Linked DNA regions of Mus musculus: regions 1, 2 and 3 are each linked to region 4. Evidence: chromatin loops called from intact Hi-C (ENCODE). Cell type or tissue: heart. All regions are shown on one strand.

The links. A loop is a pair of places that touch in the nucleus more often than their neighbours do. Peaks named below come from ENCODE experiments on the same cell type or tissue, not always from the same donor. Only the 100,000 strongest peaks of a DNase experiment are listed, where the experiment ranks them.
Region 1: it touches region 4 in a loop (2.9-fold over the local background); 10 of 42 quality-filtered maps call a loop at or near these places.
Region 2: it touches region 4 in a loop (5-fold over the local background); 12 of 42 quality-filtered maps call a loop at or near these places.
Region 3: it touches region 4 in a loop (5-fold over the local background); 13 of 42 quality-filtered maps call a loop at or near these places.

The regions. Positions count from the first base shown.
Region 1 is chr5:67,794,497-67,802,496 of GRCm38, forward strand. All of the region lies in intron 5 of Atp8a1 (ATPase, aminophospholipid transporter (APLT), class I, type 8A, member 1), which reads right to left. Among named protein-coding and RNA genes, the nearest start is that of Gm52816, 32 kb to the right of the region's middle. In heart, a CTCF peak has its summit at 3,152; DNase peaks (open chromatin) are centred at 135 and 3,015.
Region 2 is chr5:67,773,716-67,781,715 of GRCm38, forward strand. It overlaps Atp8a1 (ATPase, aminophospholipid transporter (APLT), class I, type 8A, member 1), which reads right to left. Exons shown (of 37, transcript NM_001038999.2): 7 at 5,245-5,318; 8 at 2,414-2,483; 9 at 1,008-1,135. Among named protein-coding and RNA genes, the nearest start is that of Gm52816, 53 kb to the right of the region's middle. In heart, a CTCF peak has its summit at 4,484; a DNase peak (open chromatin) is centred at 4,606.
Region 3 is chr5:68,009,667-68,017,666 of GRCm38, forward strand. No RefSeq gene overlaps it. Among named protein-coding and RNA genes, the nearest start is that of Grxcr1, 18 kb to the right of the region's middle. In heart, a CTCF peak has its summit at 3,200 (motif pointing left); a DNase peak (open chromatin) is centred at 3,195; H3K27me3 peaks cover 248 bases.
Region 4 is chr5:67,843,399-67,851,398 of GRCm38, forward strand. Atp8a1 (ATPase, aminophospholipid transporter (APLT), class I, type 8A, member 1) reads right to left here and starts at 4,033. Exons shown (of 37, transcript NM_001038999.2): 1 at 3,764-4,033. The coding sequence starts at 3,812. In heart, CTCF peaks have their summits at 3,177, 4,009 and 4,306 (motif pointing left); DNase peaks (open chromatin) are centred at 1,953, 3,083 and 4,083; H3K4me3 peaks cover 3,274 bases; H3K27ac peaks cover 3,560 bases.

The sequences.
Region 1 (8,000 bases), 49 kb before region 4:
GTAAGTTGCTAAAAAGATTAAAAGTGTTATGTAACACGAGATGAAGTAACACCCTCTGTTCTCTGATGTCAGCTTGGGGCTACCCCTCCGGCTCTGCCATCTAATCTGGTCCTCTTGAATTGACGCCACTGTAGCAGATGTTTGCTACTTCACATGTAAAAATAGCGCGCGGCCACTCTTCTGGTTCCAGTAAACACAGCTACTGTCCCAACTGCCTTCCAGAGTGGTCTTCCAACCCTACTCCTGTCTCCAGACCCTAAGCCTGCTCCCTCGCTCTAATCACCAGGAATCTCTGCCTCTGACAACCAGAGACCGCAGGTACATTCTCTCCACACAAATGTTTCCTGTTGCTTTATGACTGAGGAGGTAATTGGAAAATATGGAGGACTGAAAGAAATTTACATACCTAAAAAGGTTTAAATGCAGTGCTGGTCAATGACATTGTATCTTCCCTCTCCTTCGTTTTTAAAAAATCATTACATTAACTCTTATGTGTATGTACGTCCCTTGAGTGGAGGTCAGAGGTCACCTTATGAGAGTTGGCTCTCTCATTTCACCTTGTAGTTCTGGGTATTGAACTCAGGTCCTCCGGTTTGGTGGCAAGCACCTTACCTACTGAACCATCCCACTGTCCCCTTTTATCATTCTGGAAACAGGCTCTCATTATACAATGTGGGCTGACCCAGAACCTTCTAAGTAGGCTAGGCTGACCTTGAATTCAGACCTGCCTGCTTTGCCTCCTGGCTGCTGGGATTAAATGAAGGTGCCACCACTTTATGTAGTGTAAGATAACCTTGAATTTGTTACAAGTGGAGACTGGCCTTAAACTTTTTATCCTTTTTGACTCTACCTCCCAAGTACTACCTCCCAAGTACCAGGTTAGCCATGAGCCACCATGCCTGGCTCTCAGTGACACATTTCATCAAGTTGGAAATAAATGTTTCCAGTAAGGCAAATGGGTTCACCAAAGAAAGGCTGCAGCTTTTCCTCACCACAGCACGACTATTCCATGCCGTCAGACTCAAAGATGTTTTATTCTTGAAAAAAATATACATACACATAAATATATATACATACATATATACACATACATACATACACACACACACACATATATATGTATACACACACACATACATACATATGTTTTATACCTGACAATGATATTAAGGTCAAAACACAGAGTCAACTGGCTTGTGACAAACACTGAATGGCATGGCTATATGAATGACAATTGGTCAGGCTAGTGAAGCAGGGGAACAGCAAGACATTTCAATGTGTAAGGTGCCTGCCACAAATATCAAGTACCTGAGTTCAATCCACATAGGCTACGTTCACATCAAGGGAAAGGATGCGCTGCTACACAAAAGGGAAGGCCAGGAAAGCACCAGGCACGTCGGCGATGTCTAGGCACAGCTACATGAGGTTCCTGCTACTGCACTAAGACATGGATTTTGAACTTCCCTGATAAATATAAAAATCTTGGTCCCAGGGAAGCCTGGGTAGAAGTTCCCACAGTTTACATCTACTAGGCAATCAAGGCAGACTGTAGCTTGTTCAATCAGGTAAGTTATCAATCTATATACACCCTTAGACTGGTTTTTAAAACACTCTATCTACTAACTACACTTCTCACCCATCAAAATCAGTGTATACTTTTCCCTGGCAAACAATTTCCCAAGCACCATTTCTTAAGCTGCTCTTGGGTGGAGGGTCGAGGAGATTCAGGTGGTTCATGGCACAGTCTAGTCGCTAGCCCATCCTGCTCTGATCTAGGCCAAGGCTCAGACTCACACTGACAGATGCTCCAGAGACAACGCATTATCACAACCCAACCGACAGCTGCACTTAGAGGAAACTCGGGCTTTCTCCTCTGTGCCACGGCCAAGTGACACAGAACTCTTTTTTTTTTTCCATTTTTTATTAGGTATTTAACTCATTTACATTTCCAATGCTATACCAAAAGTCCCCCATATCCACCCACCCCCACTCCCCTGCCCACCCACTCCCCCTTTTTGGCCCTGGTGTTCCCCTGTACTGGGGCATATAAAGTTTGCAAGTCCAATGAGCCTCTCTTTCCAGTGATGGCCGACTAGGCCATCTTTTGATATATATGCAGCTAGAGTCAAGAGCTCCGGGGTACTGGTTAGTTCATAATGTTGTTCCACCTATAGGGTTGCAGATCCCTTTAGCTCCTTGGCTACTTTCTCTAGCTCCTCCATTGGGAGCCCTATGATCCATCCATTAGCTGACTGTGAGCATCCACTTCGACACAGAACTCTTATCTGCATGCCTGTACCCTGCAGGAGCAAGTCCGTGAGTTGTGGTTGTAGTCTGCTTCCACTTCACATCAGACACAGCCAGAGTTCTCCCTCAGGCAGCCACAGCAACACATTCACCACAGCAACCAGCGAAATTTCACTGCACTGACCACAACCCAGACAGACACAAACCGCTTCAACTGTGTCAATTCAGGGAATACTTGATAGTTCAAAGTCTGCACGCGCTTGGCTTAATCAATGTGCATCCTGCCGTTATGTATCGGCACAGTTAAAAGCCGAACTGAATAGAGTATGTTATGAACTTGCAGCGGGATCCGGATTTTCAACACTCGTTCCATGCGTCTTCGGCACCAAAGACCTGGCAGACATGAGGCTGTTCTCATCACCCTTTCCCCCACTTCTTCTGCCCCAGGGGCAGAAATAAAGGAAACACACAGCCTGAGGCTACACACCCTTTAGGCTCTGAGAACAGTACAGAACTTGGTGATGTTAAAAAAAAAAAGAATCAGGCACAACAGGAAACATTTGAGTAAATCAAGGCTTGATCCGCAGCCAAGGACACCTGTCAGTCACAGCTCACTGCTGGCTCCCCTTTGGAACTGGTTCTTGACATCTAGCCCTTAGAACAATTAAAACAAGCACCATCACAGGCAGTGTGCTGGCAAGGGACCAGGAACGGAGCTTTTTAAATCTGTAGTCTCTTCTCAGCTCCATTCCAACTACTTTGGAGAAAGCAGGAAATACTGAAGTGTCCTTTGCCAAGAGACTATTGAGTTTTGTCGGTCCAAAGGTAGCAACACTCCCACCTGGCTTCCTGTGGAGATGATTAATGGCTCTGGGGGAAGGAGAGTAAACCCGAGGCAGGAAAGACTCTTAAATGGCCTCTAGGTGTTCTGACAGCTCATTCTTAGTTTTGTGAGCCTCCTCCACCTTACCCTGTGCCATCCAAACACACCTGCTACAGTTTCTACACAGTCTAATTAGGGTGACTTGCACCGGAGGGCTCAGACATTAAACAAACACCTCAAAGGAGCCCATTTTAACCCAGCGGGATACTGGCTGGCAGCTTTGGTGCAGTGGGTTTCTTCTGTGAAAGGCAAACATTCTTCTAGAGACCTTGGGCCCTTCCTCACCAAAGGCCTGGAGGAGGCCCTGGGAGTCAGACAGGAAGCACTGCAACCTGGCTCCTTTATACGCTCAGGGCTTCCTAGAGAGAAGATGCCACCCATCTCCCGATTTAAAGCAATCTGTCACTAGAAATGTCTCTGAAAGTTATTGGCTATTCTTCCTTCGGCAGCCAGTTACTTCCCAAAGTAGGGAGAAAGAGGCAGATCTTAAAGCGTATCACAGAGAATGGAGTAGAAACACACACGCACACATATACACACACACACAGGAAAGGTAAGTGCGCTTCATTTCCTCTCTGGAAGTAAGCCTTTGAGAGGGATTTTAGGTTACGGTGAATGTTAAGTGCAGCCAAGACCTCTAGACCTGTGTAAATAAAAGAAACCAATGCCCTTATACACCCACCTAGCACACTCTCACTGTAATGACAATTCAAAGGTGGAATCGTCATGTGGCCCAGAAAGACCACACATGTAAGTATTTTGTTTAAACTTGCCTATAAAGGCCAAATTAAATCTTTACGTGTATTGTCAAACCATTGTCTTCTACTGACACAAAGGACAAAGAAAATGTCATCAGTTGATGTCTCTTGGGGTAGACTGTTCATACTGGCAGCAAGTCAGCTGGAAGCATTTCCATAATCTCAATTATAAAACTCTAGAGTGGCCTCCAAAGCCTGTCCCATTGCCAGTCACACAGCAGCGCTGAGATCCCATTCCAGGCATCCAGGGACTCCTGGGTAACCCTAGCAATCTGTGTTTTAAGGAGCCCTTTGAGGGACTCGGAGTCATAACCAAGTTTGAGAGCCAGCACCTTAAAAGTAAATGTACAGAGGAAGTAACAGGACAAGAACATGGGCCAGCAATCCTCTACTCTCAAAACCTCTAGTACCCACAATCCTCTGTTCTCTATACCTCTAGTACCCACAATCCTCTATTCTCAATACCTCTAGTACCCACAATCCTCTACTCTCAAAACCTCTAGTACCCACAATCCTCTGTTCTCAATACCTCTAGTACCCACAATCCTCTACTCTCAAAACCTCTAATACCCACAATCCTCTATTCTCAATACCTCTAGTACCCACAATCCACTACTCTCAAAACCTCTAGTACCCACAATCCTCTACTCTCAATATCTCTAGTACCCAATGGACCATAAGCCATTCATTTTTTTCTTTACCTCATTGAGAAATTTCTTACAAGAAAAAAATCTTCCTGCCTGACCCCACCAATCACTTCACAATTCCTTGGCTTTTGTTTTTAAAGCTCCTCAACTGTTGTTCTGTTAAAAACTGGATATAGATTTAGTTCAGCGCTATGAAGCCCTGTGACTTCTGAAAAGCAGGGTGGGGCGGCTAGCTCAGGCCTGGCCCTCTTTAAGTCAGCACTAAAACTTGGCAGGGTTTCCTTCCTCCACCTCCAGCCCACGGGAATCTAACTACCACAGGTTCCCTTATGTCTTCCTAGTCGTCACCCTAGCTTCAATCCCTAATCAATAAAAAAACAAGGCCATTTCTGTGCCGTGCCTTGCCTTGCCCTATACAGCTGTCAACTTCTAAAAATCATACTGGCAATCTACTCACACCCTTCAACAATTTTTCCAGTCTTCTTACCAGGGTTTTCAAAAGTTCCCCTAACCATGAACCCAACTTGTCTTTATCCATGCTCTTGTTGCTTCTCCAACATACATCTCTGAAGATGTCAAAGCCAATCATTTGCTATTCCCAGGTGTAATCTCACGTCTGCGCACATTCCACAGAGCTGCCCATGGTAGGTAGCCCTTCATCCACAGTTAGTGTCCCAAGCTCTCTGCTCAGTCATTTAACAACCATTCATCATGAAACTCCCAGAAGTCATTTGTGAATTCCACTTCTCTCATTTGGTCCTCAATACACTCTCTGGCTTGTATATCCATCTTCACTTTATCTCCCTTCCCTGGTCATAATGTCCTATTGCGCCCTTCCCTCAGCCTTGAGCAGGCTGCTCAGACCTGGCTTGCCACACTTGCTAGGGTGGAGTCTTCCGACCTAGGTAAAGTCTATTGTCCTGCAGCTTTCCTCCAAGACGCCACCACCTGCTGAGAGGCTGAACCTGTTCTAACACTATCCTGACAAAGCAGGGGATCCTGGCTTGGTGGAGGATGGGTTCCTCCCCTTTATAAGCTCAGACTCTTAAGTAAACACTGGCCTTCATCAGAAAACTTTGTCTTGGCTCTTTATTTCTCTCGCAGCCTTTCCCATGTAAAACCCCATCGTTACTTTCAGGAACCGAGTAAGCCGGCAGCTACATCCTATGGGTCGGGAATGAAGACTGTGTATTTCCGCATAGGCCGTAGCACAGGGGAGGTGCTCAAGACAGACTGATTAGAGGAAAATAACAAATGTCATACATATATTTCAATCACACCTATTTTTCCTAGGAAATCTGGACATGCAGTTCATTTGGGTTAGGCTAACACAGGTAGGAGTACCTGCAAGTGTAACGGGAAAAAAAAAAGAAAAGAAAAAAGGAAGAAAGAAAGACGAAGAAAGGCTAGGGGAGAGAGTTATGCCTACACAGGAAGGAAAGCCAAGAGCTAGGCAAAGCAGCAATTCTGAAGTCAGACCCCTGTCCATTCAACTGTGCTCCTATATGTCCTCAGTGGGCTTTGTCCCTCTGTGTACATCTTTAATTCATAGGAGAAATGAAACACAAGCTGGGCTGTATTTCTCCACAAATAAATACCAACTCCCTATTTAAGGTTATAGTGGAGGATTTCCAATGGGCTCAACTTACACACACTCCTAAGACATTCAAACTGATTTGGAAATATTACCAGCTTTTGAGATGTGTGAGGTTATTCATGTTATCCACATACATAACTCTCAGCCCCGGGAAACAATCCTTTCTAAGGACTGTACACAGGTAAGCTGACATCCATGTAGCAAGGTGCATGTGCAGGCTCACTGGATGCGAGGAGCGCATCGTGCGTGGGGAGCCTGCAGGGAGACAGAAGGTGCTGCTCTCTCTTTTCAATAGGCCCATGAATTGGTGCTATTTTAATCCTTTGTCAGCTCTGAAGTGAACTGAAGCAGATGGACTCTGGCCTGTTAGTGGGTCACTTCAGATTGAATTACCCAAACAACACCTCGATGCCTTTTCTCCAGAGGACTTTAAAAGAGAAGTGGTTTACAGGGCGGGGAAGCAACCACCCACTTCCCGCACTTCAGGCTCCCGTGAGAGTGCTGACAACCACTACCTCTCTTCCACTCTGGAAAAGGCCTCTGTAGCATTAGGAAGGAAATTCTAGGTGGAGGTCCGTTTGTGATGTTTACGGTGTGCCTGGATTCGGGGGACTAGAGAGAGGGCCCATCCATTTAGAGCACTTGTTGCTCTTACAAAGGACCTGGGGTGGTGGTCTACAGTCATCCTAACTCCAGTTTGAGGGAATCCAATGCCTGCTTCAGACCTCCACCGGCATCAGACACAAATGTCTACACAGACGTACATACAGACAAGCCATCCATACACATAAAATAAAATAATAAAATGAATCTTTTTAGAAAAGGGTACCTAGGTTAAAAGAATTTCATGTAGCCTTTTCTACAAAATTAAATTACAGGAAAAAAAGTTCATTAAACAAAGGTATGTTTTTCACAAAATATGCACTATCATAGTAAGAGAAGGTATTATGAAAACTAACTCTAGTAATATTGGCTCTCATCCAACAATAGAACCAAGCCAGGGGGTCAGCAGGAGGCCCTGTCTCGCACACCTCACTTTCTGGACACACACACAGATTCCTGTAGGGAGTATGTCCAAACCTGGGATTTTAAAACAGCATTTCTAGTCATTAGGCAATTATAAATTATTCCAACTACCTTAGTCTGTACCCAAACTCTTTTTCCCAGTCCTCTATGTCATGGTTTTCCATGAGATTCTCATAGCATTCCACAGAAAATGGAGACATAGTTTTATAATTTAAAAAGAGAGCTAGCAGAACCACCATTATGAATTCATATGGAGACTGGCTTCGGTATACAAATTACAGTAACAGTGACAATTGTTGCCACATCACAGAGATGATTTTGGCAAAAACAACCTAGTTCAGGGGAGACAAGGAGAGACCCCCTGCCTTATCTCTCTCTGTGTCTGTCTCTCTCTGTCTCTGTCTGTCTGTCTGTCTGTCTCTGTGTATGTGTGTGTATGTGTGTGCGCGCGCACAATAAAAACTCAGATGGAAAGAAGTCAGAGGTGGTATAGGTAATTTAGACTTGCAAGGAAAAAAACCGAAGCACTCGAGTAGAGCCACATGCTAGGGCTTTGAATAATAGAAGCGATAAGTGGATACTGCGTTCTGTGTTCACAGCAGGCAAAGCCAGGGCAGCAATGATGGTGCAATGGCGGCCAGTGTAGGTAAGAAAGTGTGAGAGCTCTTACCACGCTCATATTTGGTCAGTGCCTGGAAAGCAGCCCAGAACACAATGATGCAAAAACTGCTTGCTTCATCTTGTTCTCACCCCAGATCACGAATTCTCAAGGAAGCTCCTTCACACTCCCAGCTTGTTTTCCCTTTGCTATCTATAGTCAAGTATTCTTCTAGAGAATGGGT
Region 2 (8,000 bases), 70 kb before region 4:
ATGAAAAGAGACAAAAGGGCAGGAATATAATATTGATCTGGTTTGTTCAGAGCGGCCTAAGTAATATTTGTAAATGGTCTAGGCCAGTGGTTCTCAACCTGTGGGCCATGACCTCTTGGGATTGAATGACCCTTTTAATAGGGGTCACCTAAGACCACTGGAAAACACAAATATTTACATTGTAATCCATAACAGTAGCAAAGTTGCAGCTATGAAGTAGCAACAAAAAAATAATCGTATGGTTGAGGGTCACCTCAATGAGAGGAACTATATTAAAGGACCAAAGAACTAGCCACAGGCTATTTATTTGCCCATAAAGAATAATAGTTCAGAGTCCTGGGATATCACTGAAAACATCCAACTGCCAGACTGAGAGGAGCATGGGAATGTCATAGATTACACTGCGTGAACAGAGCCAGTCACAGTACTGGGAGGGTTAAGAACCACTCGTCTAGACACCTAGAACTCAAGTGTATACTAAATTCTAGTTAAATGGGTATGGGAAGTTAAGGAAGTGGTAGGAAAGATGAGAATCAGTTAGCAGAAACCAGTGACTACACATGATAGCATGGCCTAGGGAAAAACCATAAACAGAGGAGATAAAAACTTATCTGGCTATTGTGGTACAGTCTGAACTCCTCCGGGCATCTAGACATCAAAGGACTGGACTGCGGCCATGGGCTTGGGACAGGAAAGTTCATGGCAGGAGATTCAGCCAAAGAACCAGCCACAGGCTATTTACACATAAAGAATATTCTAGAGTCCTGGGATATCACTGAAAACATCCAGCTCCCAGAGTGACAGGAACATGGGACTGTCTTTGATGACAGTACATGAATTAGAGTCAGGATTCAGCATCCTTACAAAGGATATGTATGAGTTGAAATATAGACATGCTTAAAACTATTGCTGAAAGTCAGTATCTAGAACAGGAGACAACCTTGTGTCAGCAGATGTAGTAGGCACTCAGTGGCACAGGATGACACAGAGAATGGGAGTTTACATACCCATGGCCATCAAGCCTTATGTTCCCAACAAAATCGTAGAGATGTCGGTTTGGACTTTCACACTCGATTCTGCCAGAAATTCTCATCAAACTGTCAATGTCTTTGATATCCGATGTTGCCGGTAAGCCCTGTTGGCACATTCCCAAATAAACACAGTATTTTAAGTAAGCATTATGAGGGTAGGGTACTTTCTAAGCTCTTAGACAGATAAGGATTAGCACCATTCTGCAAGTAATTCTTTCCCCTTACATAATACTGTCAAACTGTAATTTATGGGTACCTTTCTTCTCCATGTGAGCACAGACTTTTAGCACAAAATAATACAACTTTTATAAAAGTTCTAAAGCATTCAGCGCATCACTTCTAAAGCTAAAGTCAATACTGGCTGCTGTACGGTTTCTGTCTCCTAAGTCTAAAGGAGGTGGTGAAACACAGTAGAGTTTGCATTCAAAGAAAAAGTTTTGTCTTCCTTCCTCCTTTTCTCCTTCTCTTACTCCATCCTGTCTTGAGAGGGAGAGAGCTTCGGAGGAGTCCTTCCCTCAGCTGGAAGTGACTGGCAGTGAGGACATCCACCTTAGCCATCTAAGCTTAGCTCCCTCCTAATGATCCAGTTCTACCGCCGCCAAAACACCTCACTGGAATTGATGTCAACCATCAAGAAGCCAAGGGTATGTATTTAAAATAAATGCCCCTTTTAAAACTTTATCAAGAAAATGTTACTGTTGTTTTCTGTTGAACATAATATGAAAAACCCAATATAGAAATATGAAGTAATTTATATCCCCACATTTATATAAATGTGTTTCTAAAGTGCAATGGACATTTTGGCTGTTCGGTATGGCAAACCCAATGCTAACTGGGGCCAAGAAAAACAAATAAGTGAACATGTCAAAGAACTTAGAACACCAGGTACGGGATAATTCCAGGGCTCACAGAGGCAGGTAGATCTCTGTGAGTTTGAGGCCATTGATCTATCTATATAGTGAATCCAGGCCAACGAGGACACACTTGGATTCATACTCTCTCTGTGTTTCCGTCTGTCTTTCTCTTTGCCTCTCTGTTTCTGTTTCTCTCTCTCTCTCTCTAAAACACACACACACACACACACACACAAACACACACATACACATACACACACTAACAAATACTACTACTACTATTATCATTTCAAGCATTGGCTATTATACAGATTAACTAGAATATTGTAAGTAATATTTCACAGTGGAACATACTCAACCAGCAAACTAAATCTGAGTCCCACACTACTTAATTCTAAGCAGTTTACAAACTATTTTTCACAATGGTTCAAAGAGAAAATAGTTGTATTCAGACAGAATCCCTTTTAGACAGAGGCTTCTAAACACATATCACGGAACTGTGACTACGAGCTGATATATAGAACTTACTTGTCTAATTTTCAAGTTTGTTTCACCATCTAAGTTGGATGTCTCGATGTAGCACATGGCCTGGGGCTCACTGTTGTTCATAATTGAAAAACAAAGATTTAGTTGGGAAAGGAAAGGAAGAGACCAGCTTACTTAAGTGCTCAGACTCACCGAAGCCATTTATTCTAGACAAAGCTACAGCCACCTAGCCTCTTGATGGGTTTCACTCTAATGGCAAGACAGCGTGAGGCACAACTCATGCACGGCACTCATGGATCAGCCTTCCAGCCAGAAGACCCCCAAAAGCCACTTCCTGACAGCACTCAGTAATGGTCTTCAAGATATCATCATAAAGAGCCACCCTATTTTAAAACCGCTTATCCATGTAGGCACAACACAGACTGTTTCTGCCAGTGTAAAGCAGGTCTGCGTCCAGACTTATCTCCAGCTCAGAAATGTCCTGTTTCATGCTCATGGCCCACATGTAAATTGGTTATGCAAAATGGTTGATTAAAAACTTCCAGACTGCTCCATCTACAAGCTTGTACTTATTATTTTAGCCTTTTAGCTTTGGTCACAAGATCGCATAGACCACGTGATAGTAAAAACTCAAGGCTGTTTTTAAAGGATGGATTTTACAATGAAAGTGGACATTACACTTTATATTTTTAGTATTAAAAAAAAACTTGATTGAGAGGTGTGTGTGTATGTGTTCATGCATGTTATTTGTGGCCTGGTACATGTGTGTGGAGTAGCACACATACAGATGTGTGGAGGTGAGAATATAAGCTGAGATGTGGGTTTCTCAGGTGCTGTCCATATATTTTTGAGGCAAGGTTTCTCATTGGCCTTGAATTCGCAGAGTAGACCAGGGCTGACTGGTCAGTGAGCTCAATGGGTCTGCCGGTGTCTGTCTCCTTAGCAGTGGGTTTACAAGTGCAACACCACAAGTGGGCTTTTTTTTTCATGCAGGGTCTCAGGGACTGGACTCAGGTCATCATGTATATAAGCAAGCACTATTCAAACTGGTCCATCAACCCAGCCTGACCGAGAAGCAAATAGCAGTCCACCTGGCCATATTGCTCCTTGTCCTAAAGCAGCTGCATCTGAGGTTTGAAGTGAACTCTAGATGTGTTGACCTGTGGCCTGTGTTCTCCAGTTATATTATAGCCGTCTCACTGTTTTTGTTTGTTTGTTTTTTGTTTCTTGGATGCTACAGATGTATGAGTGTGGCCTGACTGTAAAAAGTTAACCCTTAAATCTATAAAAAAAAAAGCACTCTGAAGATAACCCAAAAAGTATTCTTAACTTAAACCAATCTCATTATCACTTAGCTACATAATATGTAGCCTAGTTTGTTATCGGATAAATAACTATAAATAGAAAAGAAATTTATAAGTTGCAAACACTGGAATTTTTTTTAATCAACCTCCAATTTGTACATGTGCAAACCAGACTGCGCTAAGTGCCAGAAATGAGCATATAAACTTAATTTTGTCCCCTTGAAATTAACAAAAGCTTTACTTAAAGACTTAGACATCAATCAAATTTTATAGATTAATTTTAAAGTCACCTCACACATTCCAAGGTTTCCCTACGAGCTTTCTTTCACCTAGGCTGCTATTTCCCAATCAGAGAAATCTTTCCATATTAATATTTTCAGTCTCAACTATTCACCCCAAAATATTTTCAACTCACGGTCACAATAGTTATTCTCACTCTGGCAGCTGCCCAACTTTATAATTTCCACATAGTCATTGGAAAGGCTGTAAAACACATTTCTCTGCTAACAAAGAAAAACGGCAACAAATAGAACAGCAACTGAGACTGCCAAGTCTTTAATCTCGGCAGTAAAACTCATTAAAATGTTACTGATAAATATGCTTATCCAAAGCCAGTCTTAGGGTAAAACTTCTAGAAAGAACCTTCTAATACTGCCCTCCACACAAAACAATTTGTATTGAGCTTGAAAGGATTAAGAAATTAGCAAGTTTAAGTGGCTGACTTCCACTTGATGCCAGGCCAATGAAATTCATCCCAATTTGGAACATTCCTAACAATGACTTCAGACAGCTGTGACTGCAGTAGCTCTAAGGGCCCTGAAGAGGCAGCAGAGTCAGTAATCATGCTAGCTCATAAAGACGTCAGCAAGTCATGGTAACACCCAAGACACAAACCACGGTCAGAGGCAAAGCAAGCTTTATGATTAGTAAGTGGAAAAACGAAACAAGATGCACACCACAGGACAGACATCGGCAGACGGCCGACACGGGTCACAGCAATGTGCGTTGGTTCACAAGTTACAGCTGGGATGAAGACGGAGCCCAAAGCATGCAGTATGAAAATATATGACATCCAGCCTCGTGCAGGGGTCCTCTATAAACCCTATACAAGCCCAAATTTTAGTCGCAGTTACTGCAGAAATTCCACAGAACTTGTAAAATAATTTAAAATAGAATAAGAAAGCATCCTTAGAATGGAATCGGTTTTCGATTGATTGTCTCGTGAAAAGCTTAACACTGTTCACATACCGTATCCTGGAGAATTAATAACTAAAGCCTTAAAGGCAAGGCATGTTGTTAAAACATACGTGACTCAATGCACGAGAGATTAAAATCTCTTGGACTCCTATGGAGCGTAATAGGAGTTCAATCTGCCCGGCTGAGAGACAAAGAACATCCAGCAACTATACTCATAAAGCGTCTTTACAGTATTTCCAATTCACATCTAGAAGGATATGCATTTGTGCGTTAGAGAAGGAGAGCCAGCTCAACTGCATTTGGGTGCAGTTGTTCTTTGGTTTAAGGCGAGGACCCGCGTACACACACCCTGTCCCATTCTGAGGCTCTGACCTTGAGGACAGACTGAGGAGATCTGCCGGGAGGTGTTCCCCATTGGTCACCTTCACTATCTCCCCCACTGCCACCTACACGTCCCAGTTTAAAAGAATTAAAATGGGAGGGGGGGGGGAGAAACGAATAACAGAAAAAATAAAAACCAAACAAATGGACAAAAGAGACAGAAGGTTTGAAATCATTATAGAAGAGGATTCATGTTAATAAAAATGTCTAATGCCGATTTTTTTCAAAACTTATTTTGATCAGGCCTGAAGGGAGAAATGAAAATATTTAACATTCAAAGATAAACTCATTTGGTTTTTTTTAAGCCGTCCAATGTTCAATTTCTAAAGTGAAACTTTAAAACATTTTAAAGTTTACATATAAGCATTTATCAAATTAAATAAAAACGTTTTATAGAGTTATTTTATCATACAGATTTCCTTCCCTTAAACTCCTCAATTTGCTGCGAACTTTGTTTACTCCTCGCAAATCAGCAAAGAAATGATTTTAAAACTAATTGTGAGATATTTGAAAAACAAGTATGTCCGGCCCCCTCTCTCATACACTACAAAAGTGACTTTGTTCCAGCTCCAAAACGTTTTTCAAAGTTGACTGCATCCCTATCGTGTTATCTTTAGTGGACGGCTGCACAGACTCCTGTCTTAGGCTGTGAGGGGCCATGACTGCACCAGTTGAAGTGATTTAATAACTAATAAAGTATAAGTAACACGTGGTGGTTCCGAGAGTATAGGAGGGCAAGCCCTTGTATCCAGAGACATATGAAAGTCATACCAAGAATCTGCCTGGATTTGAATGAGAGCCATAGTTGCTCTCTTCCATGTTTCTGCTACATACATGTACTCATGGCTACATGCTAACACTTCAGTTTGCTCATTTCAGATTAAAAGTTAATGAAAAAATAGAACTGGCATGATACTCCTCCTCGAACTTGAAGCTACCTGAAGCTTCCTTTCGAGCTCGCTCCCATGTAGACAAGTAAAGTCAGGAAGCTGATGACGCCATCTTAGAAACTCTCTCGGACAAAGCTGTCGACAAAGGTAACTAAGGACAGAAAGCCAGACTTAAAGAAAACAGTCATTTGTGCTACACAGAGACGCCACATAGGGAAACCAAAACAGCCTGAGTTATTTCAAACGCCGGAATACCTGTTTCTATAAATAGCCAAGGAATGACCCGCCTCCCTGATTATGCATCACTAGCTTGTAAAAAATAATCCAATCATTTTAAATCATGACCTGATTAAATAGATTTTGAAAAAAGGACACTGTCCATATTTTTATGTGGATTTTACAAATCAAACTGTCCAAGGAAATGATGATAAACAACCTCAAGTACATTAAAACACATTTCTTCTTTGTTTATTTCGGAACTAAAATTGTAAGGTTTTAAATTATCCTAAATTTATACAAGGACTAGTGTGGTAGTTTTTAATCCTAAGGCCATATGTTCTGAATACTGATTCACAACTATCTTAAAATGTGAATGCAACAAAAAAATTATCTATATTCAGTAACAGAAAGGACATGAAAGGAAGAATAAAGTACTCAGTCTGGTGGGAAAACTGTCATACGGAAAGGCACAATGACAGTAAGAAATCACCCATCCATTCTCTTGTATCATTTCACTGCGAGGAATAGGAAAGTTAGCGAGAGAGGTGACTGCACATTAAAGGAATTTATTATAAGTGAGGACTGAAAAGAGAAAAAAAAGCAACTGAGCCCAATCCATGGACAGCATCATATAAATGACAGGGACTCATAAACAGAGTGGTCCACACACACCACAGGGATCTGGCTGGAGCCAGAGAAAGAGGCGACTTTCAGTCTGGGTTATGTAGTACCTGTTACTTATTCTATATGGCACACATGAGGCCAATCAGTTTTGTAAATGCTTAATTAAGAATCATGAGAGGTTTTGAAATTCTTCGTTTATTCTTTATTTCCTTGGAGAAATCACAAGGTCAATGCAGGGTAGAGAAACCATCCTCTACACTGTTTGAGCATCAGTAGGTGTCTCTACCTTGACGAGAGAAGGACAGTGTCAGCAGGTATATACTCTTTGCCTTTTATTATAACTATATCTCCAACATTTACCTGAAAGAAAACTGGGAATTGGTTAATTATCTGCATAGAAAGATAGTAAAAAAAAAATATATATATATATATATACACAACCCATTGTATTAATGCACAGAATTTTTTTTTAAAAAGTTCTAATCTTCACAAAATGGCATAAAACTAGAGGTAAATGTATATTTGTTTTTATCTGTTATTTAAGAAAATGTATTGATCAATTCTACATGTTTGATTGACATCTCAACTTCTTAGATGCTCTTGCTTTGGCATAAAAATAAGAAGGAGGAACCCACAGTTAAAACCTCTCCCTACTTAAGGCAGTCTCTGTACAAGTGAAGAAATGATATCTGCGAGCAGTCACTTTAATTTATAATTTAGAAAGGAAGAAAACATCTAAGATTCTATGTTTCTGAGTCACATATTCAGGATGGGTGGAACAGCTGAGACTCAAATACACATCTATCTATCTTGTAGGGTGATTTTTTTCATAACTATGAGACTCTCATTATAATTCAAACAACATAAACTGCAATTTTTCATTATCATATGGTAGCATTTTTCACCCTTGAGTATGGAATGAAGGTAAATTAAAGTTCTGCTGTGGTCAGAAACTATTGGGAGTGATTTGTCAGGGTTCTTATTGCTTTGGGCAAACAGTGAGTCCCCAACTCA
Region 3 (8,000 bases), 170 kb after region 4:
TATGCCCTTCAAAGATGGGTCTCTTATGATTTAACTTCCTGTCTCTAGCCCTACCTCCTAAAGATTCAAGCATCATACAGTAGTGCTACAATGAAGGCTGTTTTATTGTGGATATGAACTGAACAACACGTCCATATATTCACGATGTATTTTCATTACATTTACACCCTCTTTCACTCTACTCTCCTTTCTCCTCTTATCTTTTCCTAACACTCTCATTAGGTGGAGAGACTTGACTTTGGGGAGACCTTTAAGGTCTAAATCATAATTAGGGTCATTCCTAGGAAGTTTATACACAACAACCAGGAAAAGTAAAAATGACAACAACAACAACAACAACAACAACTCTAAACCTTTAGATCATATGGGGATATTTCAGGTACATGGCTTACGATCTCTCCCCCTTTCTCCTACTTTCTACATTTTTATGTCTTAATTTTATAGAGAAGTGTATAAAAATTCCTCAAAACTGTTTGCTTCAGTTCAAAATGGAATTTTTTGGGGGTGGGTGGCTGTCAAGGTTGGGCTACAGGTCTGCTTCCATACTGATGCTGTGATACTCATTCAACTGCCATGTTTTCCTTTGTCATTATTTTCTTTATTTATTGTCACTTTGCTCCACATGCTACATGTGATCTGGGGAGCTTCAGTTTTCTGAGGTTCAGCTTTGAGTTTTGAGCTTGTGCCCCCCCCCTTTTTTTGAGACTATAGGATATAGAATAAGACTCAGTACAAATGAGTGAACCTCGTCCATCAGGCAGCCGAGGGCAAAACTCCAGTAAGCACTGACTGCATCCACGTACCATGCTGTTGGCCGTGTCCAGGTAACTGGGATTTTACTTTTCTTACATCAATCCCTGCTGTTCCTGGGTCTTGACTCTGAACCGTCACATACCCTCTATGGTCCCCAAAACTGCTACTCGTTGCTTAGCCTTTTCTAGATCTTTCCTTACCATCATGATGGGCACATGACAGAGTCCCTACCTGAAGGGCGGTTTCTGAGAATCCTGCTCAGACCAGTCCCTTACCTCAACCTAGCCTTGTGTTGAACACAACCCATGCCTGACTTATCTGCTATGGGGCCTTATCTGCTTCACCCCTCCTTGAACACAAGTGCTCATTTGAAAGTCAGGTCTGAATTTGTCACAGTGCTCCCTGACCCTCTGTCCTGATGCCACTGTCCCTGACTCTCTCTCCTGCATGTCCCCTTTGCTCTCATTTTCTTAATTAGCCTATTTCTTTCTACCAGCATGACTGCATGACTCTCTGTTTAGGACTCGATCGTTTCCTTTCTCTTGATTAGGTTTTATTTTAGTCTTTCCTTCCCAAATAAAACAGTGGCTTTGAATTGTAATTAGAGAGGCGAAGGCAAATACATAGGTAACTTTGCCAAGCCAGATGCTCTAGAGACCAGCAGGTGTGCTACGGACAGGAGAATAATGGAGGAGCAGGTGCCCAGTACTTATCAGGGGAAAAGACTGGGAACGAAAGCCCTCAATGATACTGGTGCTCTCAATAGGCCATGTAGTCAACAATGTACAGAGCACATCAATAAAAATAATTGCAATTTAAGATTTAATTGAAGAGTGTAAATATGATCTTGTAGGTCATCGTGAGGCATGGTAGCATGGGGCAGTGTTAAGGGAAAAATGTGTCCGTTGAAACACAGTTTTAATTTGCAAAGTCTCCCTAATTATCCATATGGCTTCCTTGACTTTCTTCTTTGAGAATGGAAACAATGGAGTATTATTTCTGAGCTCCCTTCTCCTTCCTTCTCTGAGCTTTGCCCATATCTCATTCCTACAATTGGCCCAGCAGTATAACAGATCCAACCAATTGCTCTTTCTATTCCTTTAAAGGAGTATAAATATCCTAGAAGTTGTAGGAATGTTATAGTTGTTGAGACATGATGTTTCTTAAAACAAATTAGTAGTCATCACTGCAAAATGTTGAACCTCTTGCTTCCTAAGGACATCCACCAATACCACAGCCAGATCTGTAAAGGACATGCCACTGTCAAGTACATGTTGGCTGCCTTTCTACTCCCAGGAATTTTATTTGTTCCTATGTGATCTTCCAGCGGGTTCATAAGAGACATGAAAATGAAAACTTTCCACTGCACAGGACTGAGGGCGCATAGTTCACCACACACGGAAACACAAAAGATAAGAGGCTTTTTATATTTTCCAGAAATAGAACAAGGGGTTTCATTCAGCCAGAAATGAGAGAGAGAGAGAGAGAGAGAGAGAGAGAGAGAGAGAGAGAGAGAGAGAGCAACATTGGGAAATTGGGTTTTCATTTCTGATATCCCAACATTCTAAAGCGAGGCTGCAGGAATTCGTTTTGCATGTCAATTCTTATTTTGATAACTTTGAGCAATACTTTTAATGTTTCTGTGCCTTGGTTTCCTCATGTGTAAAATTGGGAATATATTTTATACTGTGCAGGTTTGTTTTAAGGGCTGAAAGAAGTAACACACAGGACACTTCTTAGTAAACAGTCATAATAAATATCATCAACACTGTTATTTATAAAGCATCCAAAAATGGAAGTAGCCTGACTAGAATGGAGTGCCTCACTCCAAATAATTTATACACAGCCAGATTCTTGTATTCAAATATGATTTCATAATTGGATATTGTAAATCTTGGCTTCTGAAAGACTACAAGTTTACAGGCCAAAAAAAAAAAAAAAAAAAAAATTCAGCTTTCAAAACAGCAAACGTTCAAACCCTCTAAATAGGCCACAAAAATAGGCTCTACTTGTCTGTCTTCCCAGGCCAAAAAGCAACTTATCAGTTGTATGTTCCAGTGCTGGTATCATTTGTGAAACAGCAGCAGCAGCAGCAACAACAACAGCCAACAACTAGAGATTTATCCATCTCTATTCTCTCTATGCCAGTGGTTCGTTGAGGGCAGGAGCTTAAGGAATTTTGAATCCTGATTGCTTAGCAGGACATGGGAGCTAGACATTGGATTTAATCCACTGTGGAGACAATGAGTAACACCAGTGTTCTGAGGAAGGAGCAGTAGATGTACCCGAGGGAATTCTAATCACACCTATAAGAAAACAGGGAAGGGAAGCATGTGGGAATTCTAAAGCACCAGAAGGAGCTGGGCTAAGAACTACTTCAGGAGAAACTTAAGATAAATTACATAAGTGCCTCTCGGTCAGGGATGCACTGCCCCCTGGGGGTCATTCTGGAAACTGCTGCATGCTGTTGCTTACGTGGTAGGTGGCTGTGGTTGGTGGTGTCATTAAGGGAAGCCCTGTCCAGGGATTTTTAGGTGTCTCATCGTATGTCTGGATCAGCTGTAATGTAAATTTTGTTATCACACATCAATCCTGTCAGTTTCCAGAACTTGACTTTTGTTTAAGAGTTGTGGAGAAGAAACTGTAGGATGATTGGGCTGTCTCTATGGGGGTGGAACTTACAGCTATCCGTTTTCTTTCAGAATAGTAAAGGGGGTATAAAATAATCGAATTATAAGGGAGATCATGCTGTGCTACAGTTGGTACAGTTTAAGAAAGACTTTTAAGTAACCATATTTTAGGAATCGCTGACTGAATTACAACCTAGCCTTGCTGAATGAAATGGTTCTCAGAGGTTAGAGCTCATTCATAAAATATTAAATGTACCATTAAGGCGATTCAGCTCCATCTGCTTCTATGACAAGGGGTTGCTCTCAGGGCCATGGCTGCTCTCTTGATATGAGAATGTCATTGAGGTCTTTACAATATGAATCATAAAGACAAGTCTTAAAAAGCCAGATGAGCCCGCACGCCATCAGAGAAGGGTTTTGCCTCTTTCCATTTCCCATAAAAGGCCAGCTGCATCACGTTCTACAACTGAAGAACATTCATGTGCTCACCAGGTGCCAGAGCCCAAAAATCGGAAGTGGAGAAAGATGGAACAAAATATTTCACCAACAGAGGGGACGGAGGAAGGAAGGAGGCAATTAGAATGGGAGAGAGAGAAGGGAAAATATCCCATGGAAACACTTTGATGGGGGGTGAAAGTAACCATGGAACTTTATGAAACTGCTAGTCAGAAGAGCATAAGAAATGGATGTTAATCTTTCAAATGTTTTAGGGGAGCTCACTAGTCTACTTTCATCCCTTTGGATTTTTTGACCTATGCTTTTTCATGCTTTAGAAAATATAGAAGTCAAAGCTGGTTTGTAGATTTGTGATACACCTAGATCTTATAATTGAGAGGGAGGTTCTCAACAGAGGAGCTGGGCTGAGGTGGGGACTCTGAATGTAGGAAGAAGACACCAGTGATGTTTCCAAGGAAGCATAGGTGATGTTCTGGTGTTGGTAGCCCTATTGAGAGAGATGGAGATTGTGGCAGCAGTGCAGAAGATGGGAAAGATGAGCATTTGTGACAGGATCCCATTTAAAAGCAATGACCACTCAACACATAAGAGCAAGCAAAACTCCCAAAGTAGTCTAAACCATCACCATCATTTCACTCAAATGCTTCATCTACTTAAATTCAATCTATCATACTTACTAGTTCCAGAAAGATAGTACGCTTGCATTGGAATTTTGGTGCAGTTTGGTAATAGGAAGGAGCAACTACTTTGATGAATTTTTCCCTGGCACCTCAGAGGTTGATTGGAAGCCACATGAAGCTTCAAACGAGTTCAAGTATACAGGGATATAAAGTTCAGCAACATAAGGCAGGGCATAATACCAAGTCTTGAGAAGAGCCAAGAATCAAGACAGCTATTTCCTCCGTCTCAGTCTGCCTTTGAAGAGCCTAGAATTGCTATGTTCTATTTCTCTGTAATCTGAGTTCGAGATTGTATTCCCATTGCTCAGTCACTCAAGCTGTTAGCCAGACTCGGGGAGGAGAAGAGTGGTTCAGGTGAGCAGCTCAAAACACACCTGCTGAGGGCTGCAGATGAAGCTCTCCACTGAATAGGCTGTAAAAAGTGCATCGCATAGGTGAGTGTATGTTTCTGCTTGTTCACGAGTGTGGGTGGGAGTATATGTGAATCACGGCACATATGCACTGTGTAGAGGTCAGAGGACCTTTGAGTGCCGATCTACACCTTCCATCTTGTTTTAGACAGGGTCACTTCACCTCTGTGTGTTATCGGGCACACAGCATCTGGAGCTTCGCCTGTTTCCAGCTCTCCTCTCTTTTCTTGTAGGAAGTGCATTACGATGACAGATCCACGCTGCTGTGGCTGGCTTTTAAATTGGTTCTGTGTATCCAAACTCAGAGAATCAGGTTTGAATGAAAAGTACTTTTACTCATCTAGACACATCCCCCATCTTTTTATAGGGTCTTTGGAATTTTAGAACTTAGAAAATGGAGCTATACCTCCATGGCTGTTGGTTCTCCTAGGAATGCCAACTCAAGGACAGTTTCTGGGTGTGTGTGATTTATGCTGTCTCTGCTCCCAGGTAACAACAATGTGTTTCTACAACCCCTCTGCCCATTTTAGCTCCACGATAAAGATACAATGAAGAAACCTGGAATTTTTATTTACAAGCTTCCAGGACAAACTGCTGAGAATTTCTGAACTATTCTATCCCAATCAGTTGTGATAGATAGAAATTTTTACACAACATTGAGATCACAGATTCTTTTTGTTTAATTTAATTTTTTTAATTAGGTATTTTCTTCATTTACATTTCAAATGCTATCCCCAAAGTCCCCCAGACTCTACCCACCCTACTCCCCTACCCACCCACTCCCACTTCTTGGCCATGGCATTTCCCCGTACTGAGGGATATAAAGTTTGCAAGACCAAGGGACCTCTCTTTCCAATGATGGCAGACAAGGCCATCTTCTGATACTTATGCAGCTACAGACACGAGCTCCGGGGTACTGGTTAGTTCATATTGTTGTTCCACCTATAGGGTTGCAGATCTGCCCCCAGTTCCTTGGGTACTTTCTCTAGCTCCTCCATTGGGGGCCCTGTGATCCATCCAATAGCTGACTGTGAGCATCCACTTCTGTGTTTGCTAGGCCCCGACATAGTCTCACAAGAGACAGCTATATCAGGGTCCTTTCAGCAAAATCTTGCCAGTGTATGCAATGGTGTCAGCGTTTGGAGGCTGATTATGGGATGGATCCCTGGATATGGCAGTCTCTAGATGGTCCATCCTTTTGTCTCCGCTCCAAACTTTGTCTCTGTAACTCCTTCCATGGGTGTTTTGTTCCCAATTCTAAGAAGGGGCAAAGTGTCCACACTTTGGTCTTCGTTCTTTTTCAGTTTCATGTGTTTTGCAAATTGTAACTATATCTTGGGTATTCTAAGTTTCTGTGCTAATATCCACTTATCAGTGAGTACATATCATTTGAGTTCTTTTGTGATTGGGTTACCTCACTCAGATTAATGGCCTCCAGGTCCAACCATTTGCCTAGGAATTTCATAAATTCATTCCTTTTAATAGCTGAGTAGTACTCCATTGTGTAAATGTATCACATTTTCTGTATCCATTCCTCTGTTAAGGGGCATCTGGGTTCTTTCCAGCTTCTGGCTATTAAAAATAAGGCTGCTATGAACATAGTGGAGCATGTTTCTTCCTTACTAGTTGGGACATGTTCTGGATATATGCCCAGGAGAGGTATTGCAGGATCCTCCTGTAGTACCATGTCCAATTTTCTGAGGAACTGCCAGACTGATTTCCAGAGTGGTTGTACAAGCTTGCAATCCCACCAACAATGGAGGAGTGTTCCTCTTTCTTCACATCCTCACCAGCATCTGCTGTCACCTGAATTTTTGATCTTAGCCATTCTGACTGGTGTGAGATGGAATCTCAGGGTTGTTTTGATTTGCATTTCCCTGATGATTAAGGATGCTGAACATTTTTTCAGGTGTTTCTCAGCCATTCGGTATTTCTCAGGTAAGAATTCTTTGCTTAGCTCTGAGCCCCGTTTTTTTTAAGCCATAAAATAAAACACTTTTCAGATACATTGTGCAACATTAGGTAGGCAGAATACAGAGCAGTGCATAGCAACTATAGAGCTCACGTCTCAGCTGATGGTCTTCTTATTCTCCTCTTCCTTCTCCTCCTCCTCCTTCCTCTTCCTCCTCTCCTCCTCCTCCTCCTCCCTCTTCCTCCTCTTTCTTCCTCCTCCTCCTCCTCCTGAGCCCCATTTTTTAATGGGGTTATTTGATTTTCTGGAGTCCACTTTCTTGGCTTCTTTATATATATTAGATATTAGTCCCCTATCTGATTTAGGATAGGTAAAGATTCTTTCCCAATCTGTTGGTGGCCTTTTTGTCTTATTGTCTTATTGACAGTGTATTTTTCCTTACAGAAGCTTTGCAGTTTTATGAGGTCCCATTTGTTGATTCTTGATCTTACAGCACAAACCATTGCTCGTCTATTCAGGAATTTTTCCCCTGTGCCCATATCTTTGAGGCTTTTCCCCACTTTCTCCTCTATAAGTTTCAGTGTCTCTGGTTTTATGTGGAGTTCCTTGATCCACTTAGATTTGACCTTAGTACAAGGAGATAGGAATGAATCAATTCGCATTCTTCCACATGATAACCACCAGTTGTGCCAGCACCATTTGTTGAAAATGCTGTCTTTTTCCCACTGGATGGTTTTAGCTCCCTTGTCAAAGATCAAGTGACCATAGGTGTGTGGGTTCATTTCTGGGTCTTCAATTTTATTTCATTGGTCTACTTGTCTGTCGATATACCAGTACCATGCAGTTTTTATCATAATTGCTCTGTGGTACAGCTTTAGGTCAGGCATGGTAATTCTCCCAGAGGTTTTTTTATCCTTGAGAAGATTTTTGCTATCGTAGGTTTTTTGTTATTCCATATGAATTTGCAGATTGCCCTTTCTAATTCTTTGAAGAATTGAGTTGGAATTTTGATGGGGATTGCATTGAATCTGTAGATTGCTTTTGGCAAGATAGCCATTTTTACAGTGTTGATCCTGCCAATCCATGAGCATGGGAGATCTTTCCATCTTCTGCGATCTTCTTTAATTTCTTTCTTCAGAGTCTTGAAGTTTTTATCATA
Region 4 (8,000 bases):
ACCCCAGGAGGCACCTGGGTGGGTCCACACCCACAGTTTCTTCAGGGCACCACCTAAGAAGCTTCGTTTTCAGGCACTGGGATCTCATTTCGTAAAGTGAAAATAAAAAACAACAACAAAAGCTATTGATCGAGAACCCTCTCTTCAAAAACAAAGTAGAGAGTGAGTGTGTGTGTGTGTGTGTGTGTGTGTGTCTGCTGTCTGGCTCTTGCCCTTCACTCCCTATAGAGTTCAACCTTTGTGTACCTGTGACACCCCAGACTCCCCTGCCCTGAGGCTTCTGCCCTGGCTGTCCCTCTACCTGCAACACTCTCTCCCCAGGTCTACAGCAAATTAGGAAGGCGAGCCCACCCAGCCTCCTTCATCCTCAGGTCTATTCACCCACTTTACACATCTGGCCTTGGCTGTTTTTCCAACAACTTTTATCAAATAACAAAACTCAACAATCTGACGGGTTTTGCTTTGTTCCTTCTTCATAGCGATGTGCACACTGAGGTACCCCTCACACCTAGGTGGGCTCTTACAGGAACTGGACAGATATGTGCCGAAGAATGCCCATGTAAACTACTCCAAACTCTCTCTGGTTCTCCGTCCCCATTTTCTCTGCACTACTCCATGACCCATCAGCCACAGCGCCTGACCAGCAGAACCCTTCCCCATGCTTCTTGTCTGACCTGACATGGTTCGTTTGGGGTGCCACTTTGTTACAAGGATTTGGCTCCACAGTGGCTGTGGAGGCTGGCAGTGACTGTATATCAGTAGCATGCTTCAGTGAGGAATTAGATTAGGCAAAATCTAAGACCTTTTCCAAATACTCATCAGCTGTGTATCCGAGTGACTCACTTGGCATTGACAGTGCTCTGATCCAGCAGGACTCCACCTGTCCAAACCTACCCCCTCCTCCTTCCGGGGTTTCCCTCAGCCCGTAGCCACATTCCTGAAGTCTCATGTAAGCCTTGCTCATTTTTAACCATTTCCTTCAAGCCATTATGATTACCTTCACCACTTTCCAGCTCTGAAACAGATGGCAATGTCCTTGAAGAGCCTGCTATCTGCAGCTAGCAGCATGACCTTTGAACCTGTCCTAAGTGTGACTGTTCTAGCACCTGGACCTCCTTAATCAGGATCCACATTTAACACGATCCCCTTCTGATCCTCCACACCTGAAGCTGGCACTACAAGTGGGCTCTGCAGTCAGTCCTACCTACTCACTGGCTCATTATTAAGCAAAGACCGAAGTCCTACACTTCCATAGCATGTGTGCCACCCACAGCAAGTCCTGTGTTCAGTTAACAACCTACCCACTAAGAGGATCTGCTGCCCACTTTATTTAAGCCTTTTCTTTACACCTTGGCTGTAAACAACTTTCAAGTGCACAGTAGCTGTGCGTCGGGCCAATCTAGACTGGGGGAACAGAAATCCACACAAGTCGCTTCAAATGAGGAGGAATGCCTTAACCCTGCATAGACTTCTGAATAGCAAACTAGGGCAGGGGGCCTAAGGTCAGGCCTCCATACTAGATCTCTTCCACTGAGGCTCTTTACCCAGTTCCTGCTGCCTAATTTGGTATTACTTTCAGGGCATACTACAGTCATCCATTTTCTCTCCTACTAGCCCCCTTCAATTCTGCCCCCTTTGGCTTCGATTTTCATTCTTCCTCTAACTTTAAGTTCCCCAGTAGTGATATAGTAGCATGGGAAATTATTTATTTATTTATTTATTTATTTTACAAATCCCCAAGGTTACAAACTTGTGACTCGATTGGGGTTGGCTGCCTTTGTGTCAGGCGCCCATCCTGTTCTAATGGAGGCCAGGGTGAGTGCAGTTTAGAATAAGGCCTTATCTAGCAAGAAAGAGCTGTCAAAGGAGATTGTTCCCTCTGAGAGGAACCTGTGGAAGGCCAATCAACAGGCCACGCCCCTCCTCCTCCCTCCCAGCCCCCAGTCCCAGAGATATTATCTGCTGGCTCATATTAAAGTGAAATCAACCAATCCGGAAGAAGGGTCATTCCGGAGGCGGAGGCAGCAGGAGGACCCTGACACCGATGGATACTCAGGGCTGCACAGACTCAGCAGCAGGAGCGCTTGTTTTCTTTCTGAGCCCCTGATACAGTATATCACTGAACTAGCTGTTTCCCTTTGATCAACTCATTGAGCCATTCTGAGCCAGGTCTCCTCAGCCATCCTCCTCCACTTTCAACAGCCTCCAGAAGTGGTGCAAGAGCCCCATAAGGCAATTGTTGTGAAAGCGCTCTGAACACAGGAGGTGCCTACCGCTGCCTCTCCATGCTACTGTATATTCTGTCAAAGTGACAGCAGCTTTACCTTGCCTTTAGATTTCTTTCTCTTCCCTCCCTCCCCCTTAATATATGACCTGCTGGTTGCTAGTATTTAAAAACATCAACTGGCGTGATAAATAATATTTTAACACCAGTTATCCTAACTTTGTTGCTTCTATCATTCAGACTGTGGTTAGTGCATTCATTCATTTTCCTCGAAATTGAAAAAAAAATACGCTTATATACTAAATTCTTAAGATGCAGGTCAGTTTTGATTCCCTTGTCTCTTGCCTACATATTAGAGCCCGGAATTCCTATTTTTCACATGAGGTCCTTACAGCTCTTACTACTCCCGCCCCCAGAAATCCTATTCTCCTTGCTTCTACTCCACCTCCACCACCCCGTTATCATCTATCTCACGGTCAAGATGGGGGCAGGGATGAGAATCAGTGACGGTAACAAGATAGATTATTTCTCAAAATAGTGCCATTCCACAACGTTGAAGGGCAGAGTTACTGGAATGGAAAAACAGACAAACAAAAGAAAGAAAATAAAAGTATACCGTTTCCTTTTTGTCCTAGTAAAACCAAGAGGTGTTTATTGAAAGCCTGCCACACGCCAGACAGGAGGAGAAGGGCTCCTCAATCAGGGTGCACAGCACCATCTCAGTCTTTGCCAAAGCGTCCTAGCCCATAACCTAGGGCATCTGTTGCACACTTCCTACAAGTGGAACCACTCAACAGCTGGCCCTGGGTGGAGCAACAAAAGCAGCATGCACCTTACTCAAGTCAGTTCAGTCGGCCGAAGTGCAGGCTTCAAGCAAAAATGAAAAACAAAAATGAAACCTCAAACTAGAGCCCGGTGAGCCACAGGGGGCAGAAGTGCAGAGACTGGAACGCAGCCTGGTATCCACTGAGCACCCAAACCCAATTAAGGCTCTTCCAGCCTAGAGATGCTGGGAACAGTGGATCAAAGAATCTGCGACGCCTGGGAATGGCAAACCCGCTCTTCGGGAAGCTGTGATGTGGGGGCAACACAATGGTGGGCGCTGGAGATAGTAGGTTGGAGGGATCTATTCATGGGCACGGGTAAACTCACTGGGAACAGGCAGATTGCAAAGATTGTGCGCTGTTGGCGAAGGAGGAGAGCCGGGCGAGTGCTCTGGGAGACAAGGACTGAACAGTCGCGTTGCGGTGTAAAGGAAACCTTGGGGCTCCCGCCAGCGCATAAATTCCGAGGTTTTGGATCCTGGAAAGCATTTGCTAGTGCGCTGAAGGCAGAGCTGGCGGAAGGGTTCACTGGCGATCAGGGGCGACAACCAGACTACTGGGAAAAGGAGGAGGGGGTGTAGATGGGATGAGGTGTCTCTTCCCGGCCACACACACACACACACACACACACACACACTCACGTCAGACCCCAGGCTGCTAGCACCTGCCCCCACGCACTCTGGGCGCACAGCCTCCTGCTGCGGCGGTCACTCACCTTCCGCGCGCGAGCGGATCTCCGACACTGTCCTCCGCATGGTCGGCATCTCGACAGCCCCTGCAGGTGGGTCTCGGGCGGGGACCCTGCACCTGTCACGGCGCCGCGCGGGCGGGAGAGCTGGCTGCGCCGCGCAGAGGGCTCAGCTGCCGCGGGGCCGCGCCTCCCACCCAGGGCAGCGTCGCCGCCAGGAGCCGCCTGGGCACTGGACGGGAGGGGGAAGGCGGCGAAGGAGCTGCGTCCGCAGAGCCGCCTAGGTCTCCCCGCAGTGGCAGAGGAGCGGGCTCGAGGGGCGGAGCCGGGGACGGCGCCGGGGGCGGGGTCTGCGGGGCGCGCGCTCACTCGCTGGCCTCCTGGAGTGGGGCGGGGACAGGGCCGCCGAGCCTCCAGGTCCCGCCCAGTTCGGACCGTACCATCCGCGGGGAGGGGACTTCGATCTAGCATTCTCGGCTTCTCGGCCCACCTCGGCCCTCCTTGAGGCCAGTACAAGTGTCCCAAGCCTTAATAAAAGAGGAAGAGCTTCTTTAGCTCTGAAAGCTCTGGCATCCCCTACAGCCACCTTCTGGCTCTACAATGCGATAGAACCGACCGTCCTCAGCGCCAGGGTGTTGGGTTCGGTGTGGGCAGCTTGAGTCTAAGCCTCTGAGACTCTGTGGGTGACGTCTCTGCTGATGTGGGGGGACCCTGCATTCGCCCTCTGAGTGGAATCCTAGCCTATCTCAACACCCAGCCTGACTCCTGGCCTGAGATGAACGTGAACCCTCTGTAGTAGCAGGCTGTGAGACCTGAAGCCACTGGAACGGTTCCTCTTGTCGTTTTAAGGCTTCCAGCCACACAACCTGCGTGGGTGTGTGAGCCCGTACTTCCCACCAGTTCGTCCTCTGCAACCTGTTAAGGCTCTGAAACTGCAACCAAACCAACTGTTGACCACGTGGTTAACCAAGCAAAAATTATGCTGTTTGTGGTTTCTGCTCCAGAAAGTTCGATGCAGTAGTTTATCCTCAAAGCCTAGTGGGGCGTCGGTATAAAATCCATAAAGATGTTAATTACAAGTCGTTATGTCCTAGAGACCAGCACGACCTCAGTGCCTTTTATTTTGTGTAGTAAAATCCAATCTAACAAGTCGAAACAAATGCAGTATTTTTAATTTGTTCCCGATTTCAGCCTCGAGATAGGATGAGGGGAGCTTTGTGTCTAGCAAGCTCCTGAGCAGGGTAAGAAAGGAATAAAGGTAAAAGGTACTGGCTTCGTGTACTGTTCTTCTGGGCACCTAGCGGAAAGAGCCTGTAGCAAGGCTTTTTATTAGTATTCCTTTGAGATCCAGAAAGGAGAGATGGGTAGAGGGTGAACGAGAGAGAGAGAGAGAGAGAGAGAGAGAGAGAGAGAGAGAGAGAGAGAGAGATATGACTGCAACTCGAGCATAAGGAAAAAGACAAATAAATAAAATCCGCTAATAGCATCTTCTCTCCATTCGTGATAGTTCCTCTACTTCCCGGAAGATCTCATTCACTAATCAGAGTTCTACCTCACTCACTCACATTAATACCCAGGCGGTCAATACATATTTATGAGGAACCCTCTCCACTTGTCTCTTATTCAGTGGTTGGGATCAGAACAAAGGAAACATATTATTTCCAGTGTGCTTGGAATCTCCTTAGGTTAGAGCAGACTCAAACGTAAATGTGTCTGTGCCAGCGATAGCCATAATTTAAAACCGTAGTCCTTTGAAAAAAAAAAGAAAATGAATACAGCCTTATCAAGACTGTCATCGCTGGCGGCTTTTACTCCTCCTAGGCTCCATAATCTCGTGTGTGTGTGTGTGTGGGGGGGGGGGGACCAGGCTTCCTCTTGATGGATATAAATGAGTCTGAAACCAAGTGGAAGACTAAGAACCAAGGGGCAGGGAAAATCAGCTTAAAAGTAAGCAAACAAATGTAGGAGTGGGAGTGGTTTTCGGATTAAGATTTTACATGAGATTTTTATGAACCCAAAAATGATCTGTTTGATTTATGAACAATCCCTTCTGTAACTGTTATGAGCCTTTCAGTGAGATTCACGTCTGCTTACTATAATAACCATCTAACGTGAGTTCCAATGGTACCTGTTTTCTGTAGTGCCACCTGACATGTGTGCATCAGCCAAGTTGACAACCTAGGTCATTCAGATAGGAAATGAAAACAGTTTCTCATACAGACAAGATGGCAAGATGCAGCTTGTGGCTTCCCCCTGGCTCTTTCCCACATGCTCCTGTCACAGAATCCATATTGGCAGGAGTACCATAGCTCCTTGGTTTCTGAAAATCTGCTCCCCCACGGTTGTTAGAAAGTCATCCATTTTCATGGTTCAGCACTGTAATTGAGGTTGAGAAGTGCACTAATCTGCATCAGCTTGGTATCAGAGCTCAGAGATCTCACCTTCCATTGTGTGAGACGTGTATCCTGCCAGCCCCTGGCAGGAAACTCTGGTTCTAGCAACATGACCTTGTTACAGAATCTGCAGTTGAATGCAGATGTCAGCAAGCCATTTAAACATTTTCAGGTCCTGTGACTACTTTGCCTGCTGACCCGACTAAGAAGGAAGCAGGCTATTTAAGGACAGCCGCCTTAAGGATAACTTTTTATCATTATGCAGAAAATATACATTAAGTTCACGTTAGGGCCTGGGCCCGAGTGCTAGGCTTAGAAGGCAGTGGGGGAAAAAAGCTAGCTATCAATACAAGATGGCTGACATTCCATTCCAGCTAGACAAGAAGCAACAAGTATAGGCCAGTAAGACACTAACTCTACAACAGTCAAACAAAAAGATTGTCTAGACAGTGAGATGCTTTGTTTGTTTGTTTGTTTGGAAACAGGGTTTCTCTGTGTAGCCCTGGCTGTCCTGGAACTCACTCTGTAGACCAGGCTGGCCTTGAACTCAGAAATCTGCCTGTCTCTGCCTCCCAAGTGCTGGGATTAAAGGCATGCACCACCACTGCCCGGCTCAATTACAGAGTCTTAATTATCAATCTAAGGACACCATGGGCCTTCTAAATTAGGTTAGGAACTCCAGCTGTGCCCACTCCTAGTCATCTTTATGGTAGTGTCCCCTGGACTCCCTTCTCGTTACCAACTACATTGTGCTCCAAGATAATGAATGCTCATCACTTTCTCAGGAACCGCCCCAGAGGAGCTAAGGGGAAATTCTTCCCTTAATTCTAATTTTAATTAGGATGGTTTGTGTTATTGAGTAACCGCAGAAAACCAGAGTGATGCAAACATACCCACTCTGATCTACTACTCTAGGAAAAAAAAAAATGGAATGTGCTGGGTAGTTTTATGTCACCTTGACCCAAGCTAAAGCCATCTGAGAGGAGGGGAGCTCAATTAAGAAAATGCCTCCATAAGATCAGGCTGTAGGCAGGCCTAGAAGGCATTTTTTTAATTAGTGATGGATGGAGGAGGGCCCAGCCCATTGCGGGTGGTATCATCCCTGGGATGGTGGTTCTGGATTCTATAAAAAAGGATGTGGACCCCATAGAACTTGATTGGCACAAGGAATCAGCTGTATTTAAACTTCAACATCAGGGATGAGGGCTGTGTTCTCCTACGTGGGTTAACAACAAAATGTTGTTGTGGGAGCGGGAAAAGTGAGTTGACCCCCCCCCCCCCCGTGTGTGCTCTCATATGCCCTTGACCCTCTGCTGTGTAGTAACAGAACAGAGGGCTTTCATTAGATCTCATTGCCTTAGTGCTAGATTTCCCAACCACTAAAGATATAAGAAACTAGTCTCTGAGCTTCATTAATCACCCAGTCGAGCATCTTCTGTTACAGCCGTGGATAATGGACTTTCAGAACAGTAAACACCATAAAAGGAGAAAGAAAGAAAAAAAGGTACAAAGGAATGGCATTGCTGGGTGTAAGAACTTGCCATGCCAGACAATTAGAGAAGTCTTTATAGCAGATGATGTAATAAAAGTGAACCATTGCTTCGTACCATATGCTCAAACTCATTCTAAATGGATTCAGGCCCAAGTGTAAAAGTTACAACAACTATAAAACTCTTACAAAAGAAAAAACAAAATGGGAATGTGCTGGGTAGTTTTATGTCACCTTGACCCAAGCTAAAGCCATCTGGGAGGAGGGGAGCTCAATTAAGAAAATGCCTCCATAAGATCAGGTTGTAGGCAGGCCTAGAAGGCATTTTCTTAATTAGTGATTGACAGGGGAGGGCCCAGACCATCCTGGGTGGTGACATCCC